Regions from separate parts of the Mus musculus genome. Here all the other regions are linked to region 2. Evidence: chromatin loops called from intact Hi-C (ENCODE). Cell type or tissue: heart. All regions are shown on one strand.

Region 1 (8,000 bases), 840 kb before region 2:
GAGAGCACATACACATTTTTCTTGACTATGACTTAATTTGTTTAGTATTTAACTACAAATGCCATGACTTAATTTGTGGGACGACTCAGCCCACTGTGGGCAGCACCACTCCCTAGGAAGGGCATCCTAAACTGTGTAAAAGTGGAGAAATCAAGTTGAATGAAAGTAAGCAAGCCATCAAGTAGGCTGCATGTATTCACTGCTTTCAATTGTGGGGTGTAATGTGACAGTTTTAAGGTTCCTGCCAACTTGACTCCCCTCCTATGATAGACTATAATCTGGAACTGTGAAAAAAAATGAATTCTTTCTCCTCTAAGTTCCTTTTGTCAGGGTATTTTATCACAGCAGCAGAAATAAAGACTGTGGGCTAAAACCCTCTGAAACTACAAGACAAAAATAAATATTTCTCCATTTTAAGCTTTCCATCAGGGGCTTTTAATACAGTAACCATCACTTATAAAAAGATGATACAATTTTCCTTGTTAAACTTTTCTTTAATTTTTTTGTTTTTCCATTCTATTATTAGAGGGGATGAGAAAAGCATGCATACCATATTTATGTGTGGTGAGAGGATAACCTACTGAAGTCAAATCTCTTCTTCCTCCAAGTGGATCCCAGGAATTGAACTCAGGTTGTTAAGTTTGGCCACAGGCAATGTAAGCAATCTCACCAAACCCAAACCATGGCTTAAAGGACAAAGAGAGACAGGTAGCTAGTAGACCTAAAGTCTGGGCAAAAAGGACATAGTAGTTACTTTTCTGTGGCTGTGATAAAACACCATTACTGACATAAACATAACTTATAGAATGAAGGGCTTTTGGGGGGCTTCAGGTTCCAAAAGGATAATATCCCATGACATGGGAGCAGAGACAGTAGGCAGCTGGGAGTTCACATCTTGGACCAGAAACCAGAATAAAGAAAACATTCAAAATAGCATAAGTCTTTTGAAACTTGAAAGTATGGCCCCAGTGACACACGTCCTCCATCAAGACCACATCTCCTAGGCCTCCCAGTCACCAACTGGGGACCAGGGATTCAAATGCCAGAGACTTTACAGGGACACAACATAGGGCTTCCAGTGACTAAAAGAAAGCATCAAAACAGTGAAGGGAAAAGAAAACGGGCCAATGAGTGGCTGGAACCAGTCTCAGGACCCAGCAACTCTGGTGGTGTCGGGAACCATCTAGGATATGCTAGCAGGGGACCTTCCTGGAGGTGGCCCACTTCTTTTGCATGATCTACCATGGGTGAGCTCTAGGAGGTAAGGTCCCAAGGAGATTTAATTCCCAGGACTGCTTCTTGCAGTTGATATGCCTTTCCTATCCTTGTAAAATTAATATTACATAATACTTGGGTATTCGCCCTCCCCTTTGAGCAGACTTCTGCAGATCAACAAAGCTGGACTGTCTTGTAGTGATGATGTATAGATAGATGATTTCTTAATTCTTTTATTTTTCCATGTGGAAGAGGTTTTATTGGGAGAGAGAGAGAGACAGACAGAGACAGAGACAGAGACAGAGACAGAGACAGAGAGAGAAGGTGACAGCAGAAAGAGAAGAGAGGGAGAGAGAGCGATTTCTTAATTCTTAATGATGATTCTATAAGAACTCCCAGAATTATACTAGTAATTATTAATCCCTTTATAATAGGACTGTTATTAAAGCCATTTCTGATATGAAAAATGCAATTAGAACTCTGCCAGTCTTCAAGTGTCAAGAGTTAATTGCTTCTGAGATAGAAAGAAGGCTTTACAACTTAAAACACATTCCAAGAGTTTGTAAAACAATTGACCAACGATCATGACAAGAAAAGAATGATTTATTGTAGGTGCAAGGACAGAAGATAAAATATTGACTAGGTTTATCTATGCAAAACTTCAGTGTCAACTTAGATATGAAAATAATGATATTTAATTCTCCTCAAACCTGTGGACCTAGTGATAAAAACTTAATGTTTAGCCAGCTAAGTATTCTTAATGGAAATACATGTAAACACCACTGTGGTAAACTTCTTTTCAATTTATGATTTGATTTTATGGGGGAAAATATGCTTGGAAAACACATTTCTATTCCCCTAGAGAAAGCACAAAAAACTAGAAATTATTACATTGCATGACATTCTATCAGAGCAGGAGGAGAGCAAGACTGAGGAGAGAGCAAGAAGGGCAGCGGAGTAGAGTAGCTTAGAAATTAAGAAAGCAACTTGGAAATTTAGAGAGCATAGAGTCTGATAGATTTTCCACCTTTCACTTTCCCTCGAAAATAAAGAAGACATTAAGATAAGGGCAGAAGGAGAGAGCAATACACGGAATGCAGAAAGAGGGACAAAAAAGAAGCCACAGAGAGAGCAGAAGGAGCAGGCACGCTTCTTAACATGGGATGGAACAGGTCTTTCCTTCCTTCCTTCCTTCCTTCCTTCCTTCCTTCCTTCCTCCCTCCCTCCCTCCCTCCCTCCCTCCCTCCCTCCCTCCCCCTCTCTCTCTTTCTTTCTTTCTTTCTTTTTGGTTTTTCGAGACAGGGTTTCTCTGTATAGCCCTGGCTGTCCTGGAACTCACTCTGTAGACCAGACTGGCCTCGAACTCAGAAATCCACCTGCCTCTGCCTCCCAAGTGCTGGGATTAAAGGCGTGCACCACCACACCCGGCAGGTCTTTTCTTAATAGCAAGACAGGTTGAGTCTTACTAAAGAGAACAAAGCTTTTTTCATCAAAGACTTGGGTTTATTATTTAGCAATAAAAGGGTAGAAGCTTTTTCTTTCTCTATGCAATAAAGATTGGAGCTCATTTTTTTCATCCAGAATGAGTGAGTTCTTTCTGCCCTGGCAGTTGGTCTTTTGTTTCATATGCATATGTAAGTCTGGATGTGTGTGTGTGTGTTAGTATGTAATTATGAGATAAGTCAGTAGCTAGACCTAACTGGAATGCATGAAGCTGTATGAGTGTGTGTGTGCATGAATTCATATATAAATGTACATGAGTTTATGCATATTTGCTTGTATAAAAGTCTTTCCTTCTGAGAGTGACTCTCTTCTCCTGGTTCAATACAAGTTTATTGCTCCAAACCTCCCTCCCAGCCTGACAAGTGGGAGGCCAGGCTTCTGATCAAGAGAGAATAAAGCCCTTAGCAATTAATCTTTTACTTAATCCCCTGCCCCCCACCCCCCACCTCCGTTACACTACAGCTGTTAATCGTCCAAGTCAGCCTCAGAATAAGCGAGAAAGTTATTAGGATTTTTTAGAAGCCAGCGACTTCAGCATTTAGCATAGTTAAAGTTTAAAGGCCAGAGACTATCAGTGTTTAAAACTATCTCTACATCCAACTCTGTGTCCCATGTCAACCCATTCCAGGCCAGGCAGTCTCCTGTCCTGGCGGGTTGCTTGCTGGTTTCCAACAAGGCACAGCCCACCTTGCGCTTTACCCTCTGGAGAAATGGAACATCTTGTCACTCCAGACACCATTCTGTGTGCCGGCTGGCTGTTCCCTCCACCTGAAATGTCTTTTCTATTTTACATCTGGCTAGTCCTTACCTTCTCAGATGGGAGAGACCTCATCTTTGAGAAGCTGGCCAAGTTCCTGCGCAGATGAGTTTAGCACTCTTGCCAGGAGTCCTGAACACTGTTATTTGGTGTCTATATTTTTTTCATTTATGCCTAATCAGTCAAGATTTTGAAGACTTCCATGTTTCTCTATCCATATCCAAATGACCCACCACAAGTACTGGACACGGGTCTGCTTTCTTTGTGCTAGTTGTCCCGTTTGTTCTTTAGTGGGTGTCTGTTGAACTGCCTAAAGTCAGGTTATAAGCTTAAACATTTTGAGTCCTCGTTGCCCATTACAGAAATCGTTCCCTCTCGACTTTAAGTTTTGTACTAGATAAGTGATTCCATTGATTAGTCAATCAACCCAAAGTAAATTAAGCCTAAGATAATCCTGCTTTTCCTACAAACCATATTGCCTGAAATTGCCAATTTCAACCAGCAGATGGTAGTCTTGAAACAGTGTGGTAAATTGCTAGCTCGTTTTGCCAGTGTGGAAATAAGCCAAAGCAAACGTGAGGGAGCATGGGCTCACATGTCTTTAAAGGACGCTTAAAATAATATAAAACTAAAATGACTCAATAAAAATAATGTTACCCCAGCCAGAATGAAGGGAGCTTGGGGGGCTTTTTAAGCCCTTCTCCTCTCTAAGGCTTGCAGAGCCCCAGTGAAAGATGTATCTTGCTCAGTGTCCAACACTGTCTTAGTTTAAATATCCCAACCCATAATCAGCTAGTGATGAGCCTTGGAAGGATTAAATGTAATTTATACTTCAGGCTGAGATTTAATGGGTATCCACTCCACAAACCAGATTATTTCACAGAAAACAGCCTGTTGTTCTAATTATTTTGATAACTCCTTCTGCGATGTCCACCCCTCTGTAATTTTGTTTGTTTGTTAAACAAAAAGCATTATGTTGGTACAGGAAGAGATCTAGCTGAGTGCCCCTAAATGTCAAAGTCGTCTAGCTGCCCCCTTTACATCAAGCCATTAGACAACGTTCTGTTTTCTCCTGCAGCTTTCCCATAGGGAGAATGAGAATGGCTACTGCTTATTATTCAAAAGCGCATTCTATTCATCAACTGCTCTTAAGCTTGTTTCCTCTTTTATACAGTGAGTTTAATAAAAGAGGCTTATGGTGGACTATCATGCTCAAGGCTGGACTCACATCACACGCTGTCAATTAATTCTCACAACTCAACAGGGTCTCCCCATACTCAATGTGAACTACCCACCCCCACATCTTCTCCTTACTCTAAGGGGAACCACATTGCTTTTTCTTTGGTCACTACTGTGTCCGTGGCTTCCAGAACTATGCTTGGTGCGTAGTAGGTTCTCAATAAAGCTGCCTTGCAACAACAGTCTTCTTCAGGCTGGGGACACAGATTTCTCTGGCTAAGTACAAGAGAGGAGCAGGACCTGGAAAGCAGTGTCTGTGACATGGGCCTTACTCTGGACACCCAGCTGCTGACTGTAGATGCTTTCTGGTAGATGCTTCTACAGTTACAAGGGAGAAAACAACTAGACTAGGGACAGTTTGCTTATCTGTTTGAGACAGGCAGGCTCCCACTGCAGTCTGGTCACTACACACCACTCTTGATCCTTTTCAATCCACCTCTCAAGTACTGTGCCCAAATCAATTGTTAAACTATCTATACACATTGTAACTGATGTGTTTATAAAAAGATAAAGAGAGGGGAGAAATATGTTTTATGGAGGTGTCGTTGAGTATGGGGAAAGGGGATAGCTCGGTCTATGCTGAGACATCCCTTCCCCCTGAGGGATGTGCCTATACTAGCCACATAGTACAATATAGAATAGAGTTTATTCAGGGCATGGGGAGGAGAGCCAAGAGGGTAGTAGAGGCAGAGAAAGGCAGAGAGAAAGAGTAGAGAAGTAGAGGAGTGGAGGCCAGCCATGAGCACGTTGGGGTGGGGGGTGCTGGAGGGATGAAAGGAGAGAGCAGGAGCAGAAAGGCAAGAGCAAGAGAGGAGAAAGAGAGAGAGGCGAGAACAAGAGAGAGCATAGGGGGCAAGCAGCCCTTTTTATATAGTAAGTCAGGCATACTTGGCTGTTGCCAGGTAACTGTAGGGCAGAGCTTAGACTGAATGCTAACTATAAGGACTCCCGGTAAGCTAGCTCCAGCTAGACATTACATTAAAATGTATTTAAACTCACGCCTTTAATCCCAGCACTTGGGAGGCAGAGGCAGGTGGATTTCTGAGTTCGAGGCCAGCCTGGTCTACAGAGTTCCAGGACAGCCAGGGCTATACAGAGAAACCTTGTCTCGAAAACCAAAAAAAAAAAAAAAAAAAAAAAAAAAAGTATTTAAATGAGGCTTGGGGTTTCTAAGGGATCTACCCAATCACCTAGCTAATATGTAGCAGAGCTACGTATGAACTTTATAGTATGTGTTGCTGACGGCTAGAGTTATAAAGGGAAGCTTTGTGGTCCATGCAATTTTAAGCCAGATGTAACCGACCCATCTAGATAGAATTGTAGAGATGACGAAGGATCCATACGCCTCCCCAGCCGAAACAGCTTAGGCTAGATCCTGATGAAACCATCACCTTGGGAACTTTGGGACGGTCATGGAACACTTGCCCCTCTGGGAGGGAGAGGCTAATTAACATTTCTCAGACCACAGCGGGGACAGGGCGGGGTGGGTGTGTGTGTGGTACCAACACATTCCACACATTCCACAGGACGGATCTTTACCCACCTTCAGACAAGGGAAGTCCTTGCCACCTCATCCCCTAAAGACCAAGCAGTTTAAAAAGTCACACTGTTCTACCAATCACATTGTGCTGCTGCCCTGAAAACTGTATAAAAAGCTCATTCGAGTTGCGTGGGGTCTCCGCCTCTCCACTGGTCTGAGAGGGCCCCAGTGCACTGGAACAATGAATTCATCTTGCTTTTTGCATCGATTCCCGCATGGTTCACTCAGGGGGTGCCCTGTAAGCTAAGGCTCATCAGAGTCACCTGTGGATCCTCCTACTCATTCAGTGCACACTGCCTGCTTTCCTGCCTGGTACTCCTCTTTTCTAGGTAGCAGAGACACAGCTGTGGACAAAATGAAAGACCCACAACGTGAGGACTCCCCCACGTTCTGACTCAGGAGTGGCGACACCCCAAATCACACAAGAAACGGTCTTGCTGCAAACTGCAAGAGGACTTTTATTCAAGAGTGCTCTCGGGCCCACGGTCATACACCACGTAGGGGTAGAGGACTCTGGCGCCCCGAGTAGCTGAGTAAGGGGGTAAAGGAAGAAACCACAACTCAAGGAAGTGGGGAGGGCTTTGTTGGAAAATACCAAAGATACCAGTTAAGAGTCCCAAGGAGAGAGAACCGGACAGCTTCTGGGACGGGCGGAAGCACAGAGCCGCTGAGGCAGCAGCCTGGGCGGGCCTCAGACAACCGGCCACCATCCGGACCAGAGGACAGGTGTCCGCCTGGCTTGGGAGACGGCCTCAGCCTCAGCAGCAGCGGTCGCCATCTTGGTTCCGGGACTCAGCAGAACTTAGGAAATTAGTCTGAACAGGTTAGAGGGTGCGCCAGAGAACCGGACAGCTTCTGGGACGGGCAGAAGCACAGAGCCGCTGAGGCAGCAGCCTGGGCGGGCCGCAGACAACCGGCCACCATCCGGACCAGAGGACAGGTGTCCGCCTGGCTCGGGAGACGGCCTCAGCCTCAGGAGCAGCGGTCACCATCTTGGTTCCAGGACTCCCTGGAACTTAGGATTTTAGTCTGCACAGGTGAGAGTCTGCACCACAGAAGCTGACAGCTTCTGGGAACTGCCAAAGCAACACAGCTTCTGAGAGAGGCCCTGTTTTGGGCCTTCTTCTTCGACCAGGAGGAGGTCCAAAAACAAGATATCTGCGCACCTTCCCTGTAAGAGAGCTTGCCAGCAGAGAGTGCTCTGAGCACTGAAACTCAGAGGAGAGAATCTGTCTCCCAGGTCTGCTGAGAGACGGTAACAGAATCACCAGAAGAACAATCTCTAAACAGAGTCAACTATAACTACTAACTCCAGAGATTACCAGATGGTGAAAGGTAAACGTAGGAATCCTACTAACAGGAACCAAGACTACTCACCATCATCAGAACCCAGCACTCCCACTTCGCCCAGTCCAGGGCACCCCAACACACCCGAAAACCTAGACCTAGATTTAAAAGCATATCTCATGATGATGGTAGAGGACATCAAGAAGGACTTTAATAAATCACTTAAAGAAATACAGGAGAACACTGCTAAAGAGTTACAAGTCCTTAAAGAAAAACAGGAAAACACAATCAAACAGGTAGAAGTCCTTACAGAAAAAGAGGAAAAAACATACAAACAGGTGATGGAAATGAACAAAACCATACTAGACCTAAAAAGGGAAGTAGAAACAATAAAGAAAACTCAAAGTGAGGCAACACTGGAGATAGAAACCCTAGGAAAGAAATCTGGAACCATAGATT
Region 2 (8,000 bases):
CTCACTCTGTAGACCAGTCTAGTCTCAAACTCAGAAATCCGCCTGCCTCTGCCTCCCAAAAGCTGGGATTAAAGACACGCACCACCACTGCCTGGCTCCTCCCTCTCATTCTTACTCCCAGTGATACACCCCGGGGGGCCTAGACCTCTGATGTGACAGGGCTCTTGGTTTTGCGAAGTTCAAGAGTTCAAGTCGCTTACCTGGAGCCTTGCTTGGTCTTGCATTTGCTTGGCTCAATCTTTCCTCTGTGTTCTCAGAGAATCCTATTGTGTCTGCCTATGCTTTTGAGACAAGGTCTAAAGGTACAGCCTCGGCTATCCATTGCCTTCAAACAGACCATCCTCCTGCCTCAGCATCCCGAGTGCTAGAGTTCTAGGCATGTGGCACCATCTCTTAAGTTAAAAATACATATTGTGAACATGTGTCTTTAGATATGTATATTTGTGGATTATGAAGCTGGAAAGGGTATGGTGGGAAAGGAGGAAGATGTCCTAAGGGAAATGGGAAATGAGAACATTGGAAGGAAAACGTGGACCAGGCAGAAGGAAGGGAAGAGGGAGCACGGGGAAGAGGGAGCACTGGAGGGGCAGTGTGTGGGGAGGGGAACAGGGACAAAGGATAATGAGAATGTTCCGGTGAAACCTGTCAACTCAGATTCGAACCTAAAAGTGAATTAAAAGTAAAATAGGATAAATATAGTAATATGTATACTCATCGTTACTCTGTGGGTGGTAGCTTAGTATACGGTGTATTCATGTGTGTAAGTATGTCTGTATGCAAGCTTGAAGAGAGGCCTGAAGTCCAAACCAAGTATCTTCCTCTATCACTTTCTGCCATGTTTTTGTTGTTGTTGTTTTTTGGTTTTTTTGAGACAGGGTTTCTCTGTGTAGCCCTGGCTGTCCTGGAACTCACTTTGTAGACCAGGCTGGCCTCGAACTCAGAAATCCACCTGCCTCTTTCTCCCAAGTGCTGGGATTAAAGGCGTGTGCCACCACCACCCGGCTTTTTTTTTTTTTTTAAAGATTTATTTATTTTATGTATATGAGAACACTGTAGCTGTCTTCAGACATTCCAGATAGTTGTGAGCCACCATGTGGTTGCTGGGAATTAAACTCAGGACCTCTGGAAGAGCAATCGGTGCTCTTAACCGCTGAGCCATCTCTCCAGCCCCTCTGACTTGTTTTTTTGAGGTCTTTTTGATGAAGTCATCAATTAGCTAAACTGACTGGCCAGAAGACTCCAGGGACTTGCCTCTCTCCACCCCACCAGTGCTGGGATTACAGGAGTGTGCCATCACACCATATTTTTTCTTGCTTCCTTCCTACTTCTCATTTTCTTTTTAAAGATTTTATTTATTATATATAAGTACACTGTAGCTGTCTCCAGACACACCAGAAGAGGGCAGCAGATCCCATTACAGATGGTTGTGAGCCACCATGTGGTTGCTGGGATTTGAACTCAGGACCTCTGGAAGAGCAGGCAGTGTTCTTAACCACTGAGCCATCTCTCCAGCCCACTTTTTTTTTCTTTTTTTCTTTTTTTTTTAGAGATTTATTCATTTCTTGTTTTATATGAGTGTTTTGCCTGCATGTATGTATGTAGCCAACGTGCGTGCCTGAGGGTGTCACATCTGGAAGTGGAGTTGCAGTTGGTTGTAAGTCCGCTCTACGTGAGTGCTGGAAGCAAAGTCCCCTGCAAGAGCTGTCTGTACTCGTAACCACCGAGCAGTCTCTCCAGCCCTTCCCACACCTGTTTTTTTGTATAGGGGGATCTGAACCCAGATCCACTGCCTACACAGGAAGCACGTGATCTCCCGAGCCATGATCCTCCCCCGTGGGCTGTTTAAAATTTGTAAATTGTTTTTGGAATGTTCCAATTAACATTTTCAACTTTTTTTCAGGGCATGACCGGCTCTGGGAGCTGAAGCTACAGAGGATGATAAGGAGGACTCTTGAAGTGGAAAATGTGCCTCAGCCTCGGGAAGGAACTGCATCCTGGAACTGGAGACCGGGATGGACTCCAAAGAGGCCTTTCTGGCTCATTCCGGTTCCCTCTGCACACCTGCCTCAGCCTGTGGTCGTTTAAAAAAAACAAAAACTACTCCTGACCAAATTAGCTTTCTAAGCTGCCCGTGGCGGTTCAGGTGAGTAACAGTTCCACTCGCGAATTCCTGAGGGGAATTTGATCTCTCGAGGCTTTCCTGGGCCATCCTCAGCGATGCCAGAAAATTGGGAGCCACTCATCAGAGCCAGACACACAAGCTAACCCTAAAGTGACAGAGAGGCTTGAGACTGGAAAGATGGGGACCAGGGAAGATGGCCGGGTAGTAAACAGATCGCCACACAAGCACGAGGACCTGAATTTGAGTCGCAGCATGGTCCATATGAGAGCAAAGCCAGAATTTGTAACCCTAGTGTCAGGAGAGTATAGCTAGTGGTTCTCGGCCTTCCTAATGCTGCGGCCCTTTCATACAGTTCCTCATGCTGTGGTGACCTCCAACCATAACATTATTACGTCGCTACTTCATAACTGTAATTTGCTATTGCTATGAATTGAAATGTAAATATCTGATATCTGACCCCAGGGAGTCATGACCAGCAGGTTGAAAGGCACTGGTATAGACAGCCGGTTCCTCAAAGTTTACTAATCTGAGAGGTAAGCTCCAGGTTTAGAGGGAGACTAACTCAAAAGGTCGGGAGGAGAACAATAAAGACACTTGATCTCTGGTTTGCAAAAGCACACTCATGGGTGAGTGTACTTGAACAGACAAGGAGAGAGAGAGAGAGAGAGAGAGAGAGAGAGAGAGAGAGAGAGAGAGAGAGAGAGAGAGAGAACACAAACAAGAAAACACACACACACACACACACACACACACACACACACACACACACACACCGAGGGGAAATAGGCCAAAGCGTTTGCCCAGCAAGGCAAAATCTAATTCTCCAGTTTGGAATGTAGATCTGGCATAGTCTTATTTTCTTCCATTTCCTGCTTGCCTCCCTATCCAGACTCACCCTGCATAATGCATGCAGTTGACCCTCCATGGCTACAGGGCTCTGCACAGATTGTTCGCACTCTGGAATGTTCTTCCTCCTTTTCCACCTGACTGGCTTCTAATCATGCTTCAAAGAGTCAACTCAAATGTCACATTCTCATGCACAGAAAGTAATCTCTAGTCCGGGTCTCATTTTACTGGGAATTAATCATCTTAGTTGTCATGGTGAGACTTGTTACCCTTGGAGGGGCGGTAGCAGCATGCATCTTGGGAGTAAAGTGGTGTTCACAGTAAACTTCTGAAGGATATTCTTTTTTTTTTTTTTTTTTTTTTAATTTTTTTTTTAAAGATTTATTTATTTATTATATGTAAGTACACTGTAGTTGTCTTCAGATACACCTGAAGAGGGCATCAGATCTCATTACGGGTGGTTGTGAGCCACCATGTGGTTGCTGGGATTTGAACTTCGGACCTTCGGAAGAGCAGTCGGGTGCCCTTACCCACTGAGCCATCTCACCAGCCCCTGAAGGATATTCTATTCGCCACCAGTTCCTATGAACGACGGTTTCTAAATGGTGACGGTGAAGTTACAATTGGTAGCAGTATCAAAAGATATGAAAGGGGCTGGAGGGATGGCTCAGCGGTTAAGAGCACTGACTGCTCTTCCAGAGGTCCTGAGTTCAAATCCCAGCAACCATATGGTGGCTCACAACCATCTGTAATGGGATCTGGTGCCCTCTTCTGGGGTGTCTGAAGACAGCAACAGTGCACCTTCATATAATAAATAGATAAATCTTTAAAAAAAAAGATATGAAGATTTTTTTGTTTTTTTGTTTTCTTTGTGAGTCAGAGAAAGTGGGGAGGGAAGGAGAGGTTCCTGATAAGATACTAGCTATTCCCTACTACTAATAACACCTTAGGCATATCACAACCTAACAAATGACTACATTTCCCAGACTTCCTTGTGGCCAAGGCCAAACATATGACTAGGTCCCCACCCTAGTTTATGGATAGAAGAGATAAGCGTGACATCCATGCTTATTGCTTAAGGGGAAACAGTTTGCTGTCTGCTTTTTCTCTTCCCCTTTTTCTGGACCAAATATAAGGTGGTCATGACCCAGCTTTGACCACTCAGCCAAGAACAACATCCTAGGAACTGTGATGCAACATGATGGGAAGGAGCCACGTCCCTAAATGACCCAAAGGAGCTCAACAGCGCCAGCAGCCTGGACCACTCAGCTCTGGTCAGTTGCGTCTTCTTCAAGCCAAGAGTTGGGATCGTAGCCATGTTACCAATGCTTTACTCTAGCCATCTAGCCTTGCGGCCAAACAGGAGACAGTTCTCTAGAGCAGAGAAGAAATCACTGGTCCCCTTTTTGTCTCCATACCCCAAACATCAAACATAGCATCTTATAGATGAGAAGTGTTCAAGGAGCCTTTGATAATTCAATGGGTGCTGGGCTGGAAGGGAGGGAAGAGACAGGCGGTAAAAAGTGAGTGATGGAATGGGCTGTAGTCTTGGAAGTAGAGTGTTTGCCTGGCATATAGGTAGGAGGCAGGCCCTTAGTTTGATCCCAGCATGGCAAAAAAAAAAAAAAAAAAAAAAAGACGGAAGAAAGAAAGGAAAGATGAATGGAAGGAAAGAAAGACTATGTTAGAACATCTCTGAACAGCCCGTGAAGCAAGCGCAGGTGAAGGAGGACTTCCATTGCTGCCACCTAGATTCCATGGAACTTTTTTTTTTTTTTAAAAGTTAGGGGGGAAAATATCACGTTAGTTGATTGACCCCTGCTGGCCGTTTGGAATTCTGCAGCTTGAATCAGTCAAACTGTTCAGCCAAAAATGTCTTCACTTTTTAGAGATCAAGGAAGCAGCTGTTAAAAATCTGAATCCACACTTAGGAAGCACTAAAACCCAACAACGATAGACACAGCCGGGGGGGGGGGGTCGGGGGGGGGGACAGACGACGACTAACAATAACAGAGAAGTGCTCTGGGCCGGCCACGGTGGCGGCGGTGCTGAAGCAGCCCTCCTCCAATGGAGGAGGGATGGCTCAGGATCTGGTTTTGCTCTAGAAGGTTGATTGAAGCTCGGGGTCCAGTTTCTCCTTTTTATAGATGTGTTTCTGTCCTTTGATCATGTCAAGCCGTAAGATGTCTCTCTGGTCCTTTCTCTTCTCTCCTCCTGTCATTTCCTTATCTGTTTCCACAGCTTGGCCTCTCTCTCTCTCTCTCTCTCTCTCTCTCTCTCCCTCTCCCTCTCTCTCTCTCATTTCTATCAGTGGAGTTAGTCATGACATTGTTGAGTTATTTGATTAAGAAAAAAAAATGAGGGCTGGTGAGATGGCTCAGCAGGTAAGAGCACCCGACTGCTCTTCCAAAGGTCTAGAGTTCAAATCCCAGCAACCACATGGTGGCTCACAACCATCTGTAACGAGATCTAGCACCCTCTTCTGGAGTGTCTGAAGACAGCTACAGTGTACTTACATATAATCAATAAATAAATCTTTAAAAAAAAAAAAAGAAAAAAAATGAAAGCTGAAAAATAAACAAAAAACTTTCTTTCTTTTTTTTCTTTTTTCTTTTTTTAGTTTAGTTTTGTTTTCTTTTTCGAGACAGGGTTTCTCTGTGTAGCCCTGGCTGTCTTGGAACTCACTCTGTAGACCAGGCTGGCCTCGAATTCAGAAATCTGCCTGCCTCTGCCTCCCAAGTGCTGGACCCACACCCGGCTGTAACAAAACACTTTCGTTCACAAACTCTCTCAAAGCATTGTCAAGAATCAGAATCTCCTCAGACTAGAAGAAGGCATCCCAGGGCAGCGGCAGGGCTCTTCTTCAGTTTTGGGGATGGGGGAGATGCTTCTAAAAACCAGCCTGGTAACTCTCAGAGTGGCTGGAGAGATGGCTCAGTGGTTAAGAGCGCTCACTGCTCTTTCAAAGGACTGGGGTTTAATTCCCAGCATTCACGGAGTGACTTCAACTCCAGTTTCAAGGTGTCTGACTCTGTCTTTTTTCCTCCTCTTGAGGCCCTGGGCACTCTTTTTTTTTTTTTTTTTTTTTTTTTTTTCGGTTTTTGGTTTTTCGAGGCAGGGTTTCTCTGTGTAGCCCTGGCTGTCCTGGAACTCACTCTGTAGACCAGGTTGGCCTCCAATTCAGAAATCCACCTGCCTCTGCCTCCCGAGTGCTGGGATTAAAGGCGTGCACCACCATGCCCGGTGAGGCAGAACACTCATATGTGCTGCATAGTTTTACATAAACTTGAGACAAGCTAAAGTCATCTGAGAGGAGGGGACCTCAGTTAACAAAAGTCCTCCATCAGATAGGAAAACCTGTAAGGCATTTTCTTAAGCAGTGATTGATAGTGAGGGCTCAGCCATTTGTGGGTGGGGCCATCCCTGGGCTGTGATTCTGGGATCTGTAAGAAAGCAAACTGAGCAAGCCAGTAAGCAGCGTCCCTCCATGGCCTCTGCGTCAGCTCTTGCCTCCAGGTTTCTGTCTCATTTGAGTTCCTGTCTGGACTTCCTTCAATGATGGACTACAGAGTGGAAGTGTAAGCTAAATAAACCCTTTCCTCCCCAACTTGCTTTTCGGTCATGGTGTTTCGACTAAGCATCAGAACTCCACCAAGGACAGTGGATCTCAATAGGTGGCCCAGTCTAGACTTGGACTGTGTAGCCCAGAACTCAGGAGGCTGAGGCATGAAGATAGTAGCTTTGAAGACAGGCTGGGCTATAGAGCTCAAGTCTAGCCTGAGCTATTCAGAAGGGCTCATACCTGGAGACAGAGGGCTTGTGAAAGGCTTGTAGGATATTCCTGATGGAAGATGGATTCACCCCAAGCCAGTCACTGGGGCTTTCTCTCTTTGCACACTGAAAAGTATGTGGTCTTTTCTGTTTCTTTGGCTCTGGCTGCTGGAGAAAGAAGCAGAAGGTGTTGTTACCAACTATCTATGATGCCAGGCTTCTAGGTATGGGAAGCAATGATATCCAGAGAAGAGGGGAAGGGTGCATGTGAAGGAGAGCAAGATGAGGAAGCGTCAAGGCTGGAGCAACTGATCCTGTATCCTCAAGGCCAGATCAACTGATCCTGTATGCTCAGACACCAGCACTATTTTTTTTTTTTTGATGTGCACCTGCCCTCTTCTAGAGACTGTTCAGGGAGAATATGAACATGGGCTCCCTATTAGAGATAGGGATTTAAAAAGACAATAAGCTTATACTGTATGACTTTGTTTATTTGAATCCTGTGATTGTATATGCTCTGCCCAGGGAGTGGCACTATTAGAAGGTGTGACCCTGTTGGAGCAGGTGTGTCACTGAGGGTGTGGGCTTTAAGACCCTCATCCTAGCTGCTTGGAAGCCAGTCTTCTGCTAGCAGCCTTCAGATGAAGATGTAGATCTCTCAGCTCCTCCTGTACCATGCCTGCCTGGACCATGCCTGCTCCCACCTTGATGATAATGGATGGGACCACTGAACCTGTAAGCCAGCCCCAATTAAATGTTGTCCTTTATAAGACTTGCCTTGGTCCTGGTGTCTGTTCACAGCAACGAAAACCCTAACTTAGACAAATCCCTAGGACTTGTTAAATCCTGCAACAGGGAGATGTCAGGACAGTGGCTCTTGATTCAGTGTGTGAATATGTGAATGGAGTTGGAGGTTGACTGGGAAGGACCGTGTGACGGTTTGTATATCCTTGGACCAGGGAGTGGCACCATCTGAAGGTGTGGCCTTGTTGGAATAGGTGTGACCTGGTTGGAATGGGTGTGTCACTGTGGGTGTGGGTATAAGATCCTCACCCTAGTTGACTGGAAGTCAGTCTTACACTAGCAGCCTTTGGATGAAGACATAGAACTCTCAGTTTCTCCTGTGCCATGCCTGCCTGGATACTGCCATGCTCCCACTTTGATGGTAATGGACTGAACCTCTGAATCTGTAAGCCAGCACCAATTAAATGCTGTTTTTTATAAGACTTGCCTTGGTCATTGTGTCTGTTCAAAGCAGTAA
Region 3 (8,000 bases), 270 kb before region 2:
GAAGCCGGGTGGCTCTCTGGCCACACTGAGTACACTACATGTACTCCTGCTGAGTGGCAGCTCCCTGCCACAGGTCAGGAGCATGCTGGCAAACACTGGCCTTCCTCCAAGGTGAGGACTCCGCAAGTGTAGTCAACACTGAGCATTGATGCTGTAAGTTGAGCCATTGCCACCTCGGTCTTCAGGCCAAAGGGGCCTGAGGGAAGTAAGTTGCAGGGCTCTTCTCTCTCCTCAGGAAGGCAAGGCTAGCCCACCTCCACCATTCCTATTTCCTTTCTCCAAGAGTGCTTACAAATATGTAGAGTACCTTAGGGCTTGTTCATAACACATGGGGGCCGCTTAAGGCCCTGTCAAAGACCTACCAAAGGACTGAGACTCTGGCTCTGTGGCAGGAGAAGGGAACAACAGTTATATGTAGCCTACACAGAAGGGCTCTGAGAGCCTGTGACTGTCAGCATCAGCACATGGGCCAGCACCCCTGCCAGGAGAGCATGAGTACCCACCAGGACCCAAGCTTGCCCCCCGCCCCCTTGCCAGCTGCTCCTCTCCCTTCCTGCTTCATAAAGAGCAAGAAGCTGCCCAGGATGGCGACACTTCATTTTAGTCAGAATCCCCATCAAATTACATACAGCCAGAAGTATGGTGCTTCATGCTTAATCAGAAATTCAGTCAAGATGCTCAACTACAGAAGGCAGCTGGGGTTTTGTGGACACTCTGACTTTACAAGAAACAATCCATCTGACTGTTGTCTGAATTGAAGTTAGGCCTAACTTGGCACAAAGATGCCCTTTTAGGACATTGTTTTTACCACACTTAAGGGCAGGCCCCATGACCAGCATTTGGCCAGCATAAAACAAACTCAGTGGTATTTCTGTTGACTTTTCTTGCCTCCTACTGCTTTGTCTGGGCATTTTCATCTTACTAGTCCTTTGCTTGTATATTAACTATAGTTTCTTTTTTTATACAGGATATGTTTTGTGTATGTGTCCATGTTTCTTGTGGGTTTTTTTTTCCTTTTTCTTTTTTTAATTCTAGTTTTTCTGTTTGTTTTCTATTGGGAGGGTGGGGAGGTAGGAGGAGTTGGGGATGGAAACTGTGATCAGAAATATGTTTAGAAAAATTCAAATTCAATAAATGGAAATGGAAAAAAAACATTCTTTTTTAAGTGAGGGCTGGAGAGATGGCTCACTGGGTAAGGACACTTGCTGCTCTTGTATAGGACCAGAGTTTGGTTCCCGGAACCGACATGGTGGCTCACAACACCTACAGCTCTACACTACAGGGATCAACACTCTCTTTTGGGCTTTTACTGACTGCATGTAGTGCATGTGCACTCATGTAGGTAAAACCAAAACGAAACAAGAACATCATACACGTAAGGAACAAACCTAAAAATACTGAAAAGCTACTTTTTTGGGTCTTACAGTCTTAAAGCAGGCCTTGGCGCCAGCGCCTTTGCCTTCGGGTGTGACGTGTCCTGATATAGAGCCAGGACGGGTGATGGGATCGGGATGGGTTTCTGTCAATGCTAAGAGCAGGTGAAGCACAACTGAGTGACTGAATTCCCTGATGCCTGGTCCGTAGACCCCAGCACTGCTGCTGGCCCGTGCTGGGCCTGCTCCTCATGGTCCCACAGCAGGTGGATGCTCAGGAGACATGCCCCAGTTCTTCTCGGATGGAGGAAGCTGCGGATTACAGATATCCGCCAAGAATGGGCTAGGTGCGCTGACCGTCCATGCCCTAGGGTACTTACACAGCCTCAGCAGAACTGCCGGGACTTCCAGCCCTGGGAAGTGGCCTCGGAGGGAGGGATCCAGCGCATCTGAAAAGACAGGAGAGGCCGTGAGGCAGGGGCCCCACCTCATTCTGGGACTTCAGACCCTGTTGCTTCTCCAAGACGGGTCAATTCACACTGGCCAGGGTGGCATTTCCTGCCCAGGGGTAGAAAAGTCCCACAGCAGCATCCTGAATGTCTAACATGCCTTATGAAGACCAGACACATTCACAGGGCAGCCCACTTCAGCCAGTATTAGGGTTCTGTCAACTACCACTTCTTTTTCAAAGCTCCTCTCTATACTTCTTCCCAAGCTGGGAGACTTAGTTAAACAAAATGTAAACAAAGGGAAGGGTACTTCATGACCCGCCTGAATGGAACTGAACCTTCTCTGAGAGCCTGTTCTCTCAGGAAAAGGGTCAGCTTTCTGGCATGCTGTGTTCACCAGGCCCCAAGAGGCACCCGTAGCCTGTGACAGAGCTGGACAAAGGTCAACAGTAGTGTTGCCTCTTCTAACCAACCTAACACAGCCAGACTGAGGGACACTCTTTCCACCCGGAAGGACGCTCTGGGATCTTACACTACACAAAATCTGAACAATAGAAGGGCACATATGTGTCACCCTTACCACCCATCCGCTGACAATGCCAGTTTTGTCTATAACCCGTTGGGCAGAAGGAGGCATGTTTACCCATGTCCCCACCCACCATTCTTTTTTTTTTTTTTTTTTTTTTGAGATAAGGTCTGTCTTCCTTAGCCTAGGCTAGCCTCTAACTCACCATGAATTACTCTTGAACTCCTGTTCCCTGTCTCTGCTTCCAGAGAGCTGGGCTTACCAGGCTAGCTCCTCTCCCATTGTTAAGTAAGAGGGGTGGCCTCCCATGGAGTGCAATGAGCAACACAGAAAAGTGCTTCTGGGGACAAGGAAGACATAAAGGACAGCAAAGAGGGGAGAGACCTCAACAGGAGACAGGTTTACTCAGGCTCCTGAAACATCAAGTTGAAGACGGAGCCACTCTGGCTGTGGTGGAGGGACACCTGGGCCAGAGGCAACTCACAGACAACCCTCTGAAGACTCGTGCACTGTGGGGTTGATGGAAACTGGCCGCTTTCTCTCTTTCACAAGGGTGGGAAACAAGCCGTCCCAGAGTCCAGCTCAGAAGGCAGAACCAGGCTCTGCTAGATCTTGCCGAGCTCTAAAGGCTGAGAAGCCAAGGAATTGGGTCCTAGGGAGAAACTAATTCTTGCCCTGGTCCCCAAGAGCTCCTCGTGTTTTCCTTCTGACTCAAGGACCCCACAATAGCAGCCATGTCCCCTAGCTGCCAGTGCAGAACAGGAGGGGCCAACTGTGGCCCCAAAGAAACCAAACCAACCCCTAAGGATAAGGTGTCAGCTTCTGGTACATCAGCATCTACCTCAGACATCCCTTAGGCCATCTTCTACACTACGCTTCCTCAGGGACTGTGTCAGATGTTATTTCCTCAAATACTGTGAGGGTAAAGCTATATTGCTGGGAGCCATCGGAGCCCCCAAAGATCCTGGAAGCCAGGCAGGCATCTTTCCCACCAGGCAGGACGGGGTAAGAGATCAGAAACATCCTTACAGACAGACTAAACACCCACACTTGAGTGTCTGTAGAGCAAACGGACCCACAGACAGACAGACAGACAGACAGACAGACAGACAAGAGGGGACAATGTGGAAAGACGTGGGTTAGGAAGGCTAGAGACCAGGAGCAGGAAGGTGGAAGACAGAAGCAGCACGTACCTACCCTTGGTCATGGCTGTTCGTCTCAGTCCGTTTGCTCACTAAGCAGAGAGCAGAGCTGGGGCTGCCTTCCTGAGACAGCTGGGAAAGGGCAGCCTCGGGGCCAGAGCCCTCAGGCCAGGGATGCTGGGAACCTAAACCCGAAATGGTCCATGTGCACTGTGTCAGTGTGGAGCAGTGGTGGCAGTTGTGCGGCCTGGGTGTGGGGTGGGGATGTAAGGCCCTGCGGCCAACGTGGCATAGTGTTCACCAAGAGGGTCACAGGGAGGGGCTGGCAGGGAGGACAGTGAGCTGCAGGGTAGATGGCATGGGTTTGGAACTGGTGAAGGTGACTAAGAAAAAGAGGGGTCCTTGCTGTCTGCCACCCTAGCCTCCCAGGCTGCCTCTCACTTCAGTACTCCCCACCACCCTTTGTGAGCGAGTGTGTGCATGCATGTACGCACACGTACGCACACACACACGCACACGCACACGCACACACTCACACACTCAAGCACCCTCAATCATGCAGTCGCTGATGGAGAAAAGATGGACTCCCACATCTGCCGGCCAAGACAGCCTGGCTCTTGCTGAATTTCAGACACGCGAGGCACCCGCCTTCCTGCAGGGGGCAGCGCATGCCAGGCCAAACAGAGCAGCTTCCTGTTCTTGCACCCAGTGAGGGACCGAGTGCGAGGGGCGTAGCCAGGAGTATGGGCAGCTGGCCCAGAAGAACAAGCTGTTTGGTGCTAACCGCAACAGCTTCACCTTTACTGCATTTTGGGCTGTTTGTTCGGCTGTAGCTTTTGGCCCCAGGTCACTCCTGTCCATGTCCTGGAGGCTGCTAGACTCCTCATTATCACTGACTGCAGGGGCCACAGGCTACTCCAGACTTGCTCAAGCTCAGCTCTTCAGAACAGTTAAGTGCACACATTGAAGCCATGGAAGAGCTGGGGTAACCCTGGCGATTTCTGCACTATCAACAGAAACGTGCAGGAAAACACACACACACACACACACACACACACACACACACACACACACACACACACACACACACACTACTCACACACTACTCACACACTACTCACATGCCTATATATAATCCCAGGGCTTTGAGGCCCCCAATGAGAACTTCTAACAAAATATTTAACTAACACAAACCCTGACTTAGTGTGCGCCAGACAGAGACAGTGTCAAGTGTAGCAGACCAAGAAGCCTAGAGGCCTGAAACAGAACAGCACAGTGACTCAGTTCACTGCCTGCAGCCACACTGTACGGACTCACACTCAAACACTTCTCACAGAAAGGCAACTTTGTCAGGCTCCACACTATCCCACGTGGTGACAGACCAGACAGGAAGAGCAGATACCTGGGCCATGAATAATCAGGAGGAGAAAAGAATCACGCTGGAGTCGATAGTGAATACTTGGGAAAGATGCAGAGTTGAACACGACACCTAAGCACCGCACAGAATATATGTTTCTGATGACGAGGCCAAGGACAAAAAGGCCTGACTGTCTCCAGGGTGGAACTCCCACTCAGTGCACCATCCCTGGCACCTCGTGTACACTGAGCAACACAGGGCAGGGCTAACAGTCACTGGCCTTGATGGTCCCCTCTCTAGTGACCAGTACCACTGTCCTCTTTAGATTCCAAGAGTGATGAGGAAGGCAGGGCAGGGCGATCAGTACAGTTAGCTGATACCCTTTGGTGGCTTTTTCCTCTGCTGTCCCTGGGCCATTGGGCTTACCTTGGCCTTTAAGAAATGCAGTCATTCCATGGCTATGGTCCAAGTCATTTCAAACCAAGAGACCCCGTTTATTTGTTCATGGATTTATTTCTATGTGTGTTAGGAAGGAGGACAGCCTGGCCCAGTTGGCTTGCCTAGTGGCAAGCACTTTCACCTGCTGACCCATCTCACTTGCATTTCAAAGTGCCCTCTGGGCTGCTGGCACGCACTAATCCAGATATGAGGTACCCACTCTTGACTTAGATCTTCAAAAGTGTGACTGGAAAAAGACCCGGCTGGAAAGGCTCTCCAACCCAGACAGTTTGAGAGCAACACACCGTGTCCTGGGGTTGACAAACACAAAGCAGTGTGTAACAGGGTTTGCTGTGACATGGAGGGACTTGTTCCACTGATTCCCTGGGCATCCCAAGGTCATCTGACCGCACAATCTTTTGATTCTCTGCCAGCTATACCCATGGAGCTGAGAAAAGCCAGCTTGGGGCCCGGTCAGTGGTGATGAGATTGAATCCAGTGTGGCATCCAATCTTCCTGGTCTAGTGGCCATGGAACAGAGCCCAAAGCAAGCCCACCCCCTGACTGATACCCTGAGCTCCATTCCTGCGATTTGTATGAATTGGTCCAAGGCATCAGTCCATCATCCTATTCATCCCAGCAGCTGGAGAAGGACCAAGTGAGAACTTCTTGGCTATAGGATGATATGTATAATCCTAGCTAAAGCAGGAGGATTGCTGTGAGTCTGAGGCCAGCCTTGAAGCCATGGCAAACACGATCTCAAAATACCAAACAGTCTCAGCTGGAGAAGGCTGCTTCTTCAAGGATGGCTAGCCAGGATGACTGTGTGTCAGTCGCTGGCCTGTGAACCTCACAGTCAAGGTCCTAGAATCATGAGCCCCCTCCTCAAAGACCAATCCCTCTCTCAAGTCTCAGCTCTTCCACCAGGCTGTTCTGAACACAAGTTAGGGTCCTGTGTCCAGGCAGGTGTGTGGAATGTGCTCCAGTGTCTCCCAGTTCGCTGGGACGCCACTCTGGTCGAGAGCACCCAAGCATGTAACACTCTGCGTCAGATTCGGTCCACAGTGGCAGCTTACCATCCGTATTTAATCTTGTCAGCTTGTTAATTTTTAACTATGTTTGCTAGCAAGGGCCATTAGAGGTCCCTGGGCGCTGAGCTTAGTCAAGCGGGCAGAGCTCGTGCACAATGTATGAAGATTAAAGTTGGGGTGCCCCACTTTCCCATCCTGTCACTGGGTCCTGGCCTTCCACCCTGGCATGCACGCTCTGAATAAAACATGATGCCATTTGGAGTCAATTTTCCTTTTGCTCTGTCAAAACTTGTTTTCCTCAAAGAGAAAAGTTCAAGGTCCCCTCTTAGGAAGCTTGGTGTTGGGTAATCACAAAGTTTCCTTGCATCCCTGGCATAGGGAAGCTGAACTAGAACTCACAGTGGAACCCCGAAAGTCACATAGTGGGTACCTGGGAGCCTGAGCCTCAAGAGGCAACTAGAACCTACCATGGACCATCTGGTGCCTCTCTGCCCTCACGGCAAAGCTCGGGGCGATGCGCCCACTCCTTCTGCTCTTTCTGTCACCCCTGGCCCCAACAGGTGCAGCCCAAAGGACCCACTCACCAGGTGCTGCTCCAATGTTCCCGTTCTACACATTCCTCCCATTCACCGTGGTAACTGGGAGCCTCTAGTAACTAGAGGCCCCGCTCTGGCAAAGGCAAGGTGCGGAGAGGCTCTTTAGTGAGTCCCGAATGCCACACACAGTGGTACTCTTCCCCTCAAATTAACGTTACGTGACAGATGTTCGTTCTTCTGCTTATACAGAAAGAAACGCAGGGGCAGGAGGATGGAGGACACGTGCCTACGATACCAGGTTTAACAGTTCGGGTAGCAGCTGTCATTAAAAAAAGAATCCTGTCTACAGATGGGGCTAGCTAAGTGGTTCAGCAAACAGAGAGCTTGGGGGGGAGGGGGGGGGAAGGCCAGAAAACCCAAGTTCAAGCCCTGGAGCTCACAAAGCTGCCCTCTGACCTCTCGGTGTGCAGCACAGTACAGGCGCCCAAACACACAATCACAGACACACAAAAAGTAATAATTAATAAAAAAAATCCCTTTTGTGAGCTTTGGGTGGTGGCCTGCCTGTGACCCCCACATTCAGGAGGCCTCTACAACAACAAAAGGATCATAAATGAGAATGGCCTGGACCACAGAGTGAGACCCTGTCTCCAAAACCAAACAACAAAATTACGGTTGCTTTCCTGTTTGGGAGACTCGTGATCTTGACTAGTGAGTGACCTTCCTACTTTTAGGTCCTGAAGGTTGGGATCACAGGCGACATCCCAGCGCTGTGACAGTGACAAGGTCACAAGGACAGAGAGAGGGCTTCCTTAGCCAGGAGCAGAGTTCCTGGGCTCGGATCACAGCTCTACTCAATCCTTCTAAGGTGGCAGACATGACCTGAGCCAGGAAACAGAAGGAGCGCGTGGAAGGCGGCGCCAGGGCCCACAGGGCCTCCTCTTCTGCAGCTTATGTGACAGAAGGCCACAAAAGGGTCCTGGTTCTGTGTGGAATCAAAAGCACCATGCTGGTCTCTGGGATGTCCTAGTGGCCTGGTGCCTCCTGCCAGGATTGGCTTTCTACAGGTGGGTGTGTGCTGGTGTGGCTGTGGGGGAGGGGAATCGTGTAAGAGGCAGCACACTGCAGGGTGGCGCAGTCACAGGGCA

Evidence for each region. Peaks named below come from ENCODE experiments on the same cell type or tissue, not always from the same donor. Only the 100,000 strongest peaks of a DNase experiment are listed, where the experiment ranks them.
Region 1: it touches region 2 in a loop (11-fold over the local background); 2 of 42 quality-filtered maps call a loop at or near these places.
Region 3: it touches region 2 in a loop (4-fold over the local background); 9 of 42 quality-filtered maps call a loop at or near these places.

What each region holds. Positions count from the first base shown.
Region 1 is chr8:33,216,655-33,224,654 of GRCm38, forward strand. No RefSeq gene overlaps it. Among named protein-coding and RNA genes, the nearest start is that of Gm33281, 71 kb to the left of the region's middle. In heart, a CTCF peak has its summit at 3,976 (motif pointing right); no DNase peak of the experiment used is centred here.
Region 2 is chr8:34,061,364-34,069,363 of GRCm38, forward strand. Gm40487 (a long non-coding RNA gene) reads left to right here. Exons shown (of 3, transcript XR_870314.2): 2 at 1,901-2,143; 3 at 3,012-3,208. Among named protein-coding and RNA genes, the nearest start is that of Gm40486, 9.5 kb to the left of the region's middle. In heart, CTCF peaks have their summits at 3,739 (motif pointing left) and 4,788 (motif pointing left); DNase peaks (open chromatin) are centred at 2,038, 4,178 and 4,748; H3K4me3 peaks cover 398 bases; H3K27ac peaks cover 2,244 bases.
Region 3 is chr8:33,793,329-33,801,328 of GRCm38, forward strand. It overlaps Rbpms (RNA binding protein gene with multiple splicing), which reads right to left. Exons shown (of 8, transcript NM_001042674.2): 7 at 1,754-1,822. The coding sequence ends at 1,760. Among named protein-coding and RNA genes, the nearest start is that of Smim18, 50 kb to the left of the region's middle. In heart, a CTCF peak has its summit at 4,144 (motif pointing right); DNase peaks (open chromatin) are centred at 4,163, 5,483, 6,882, 7,841 and 1 weaker place; H3K27ac peaks cover 3,716 bases.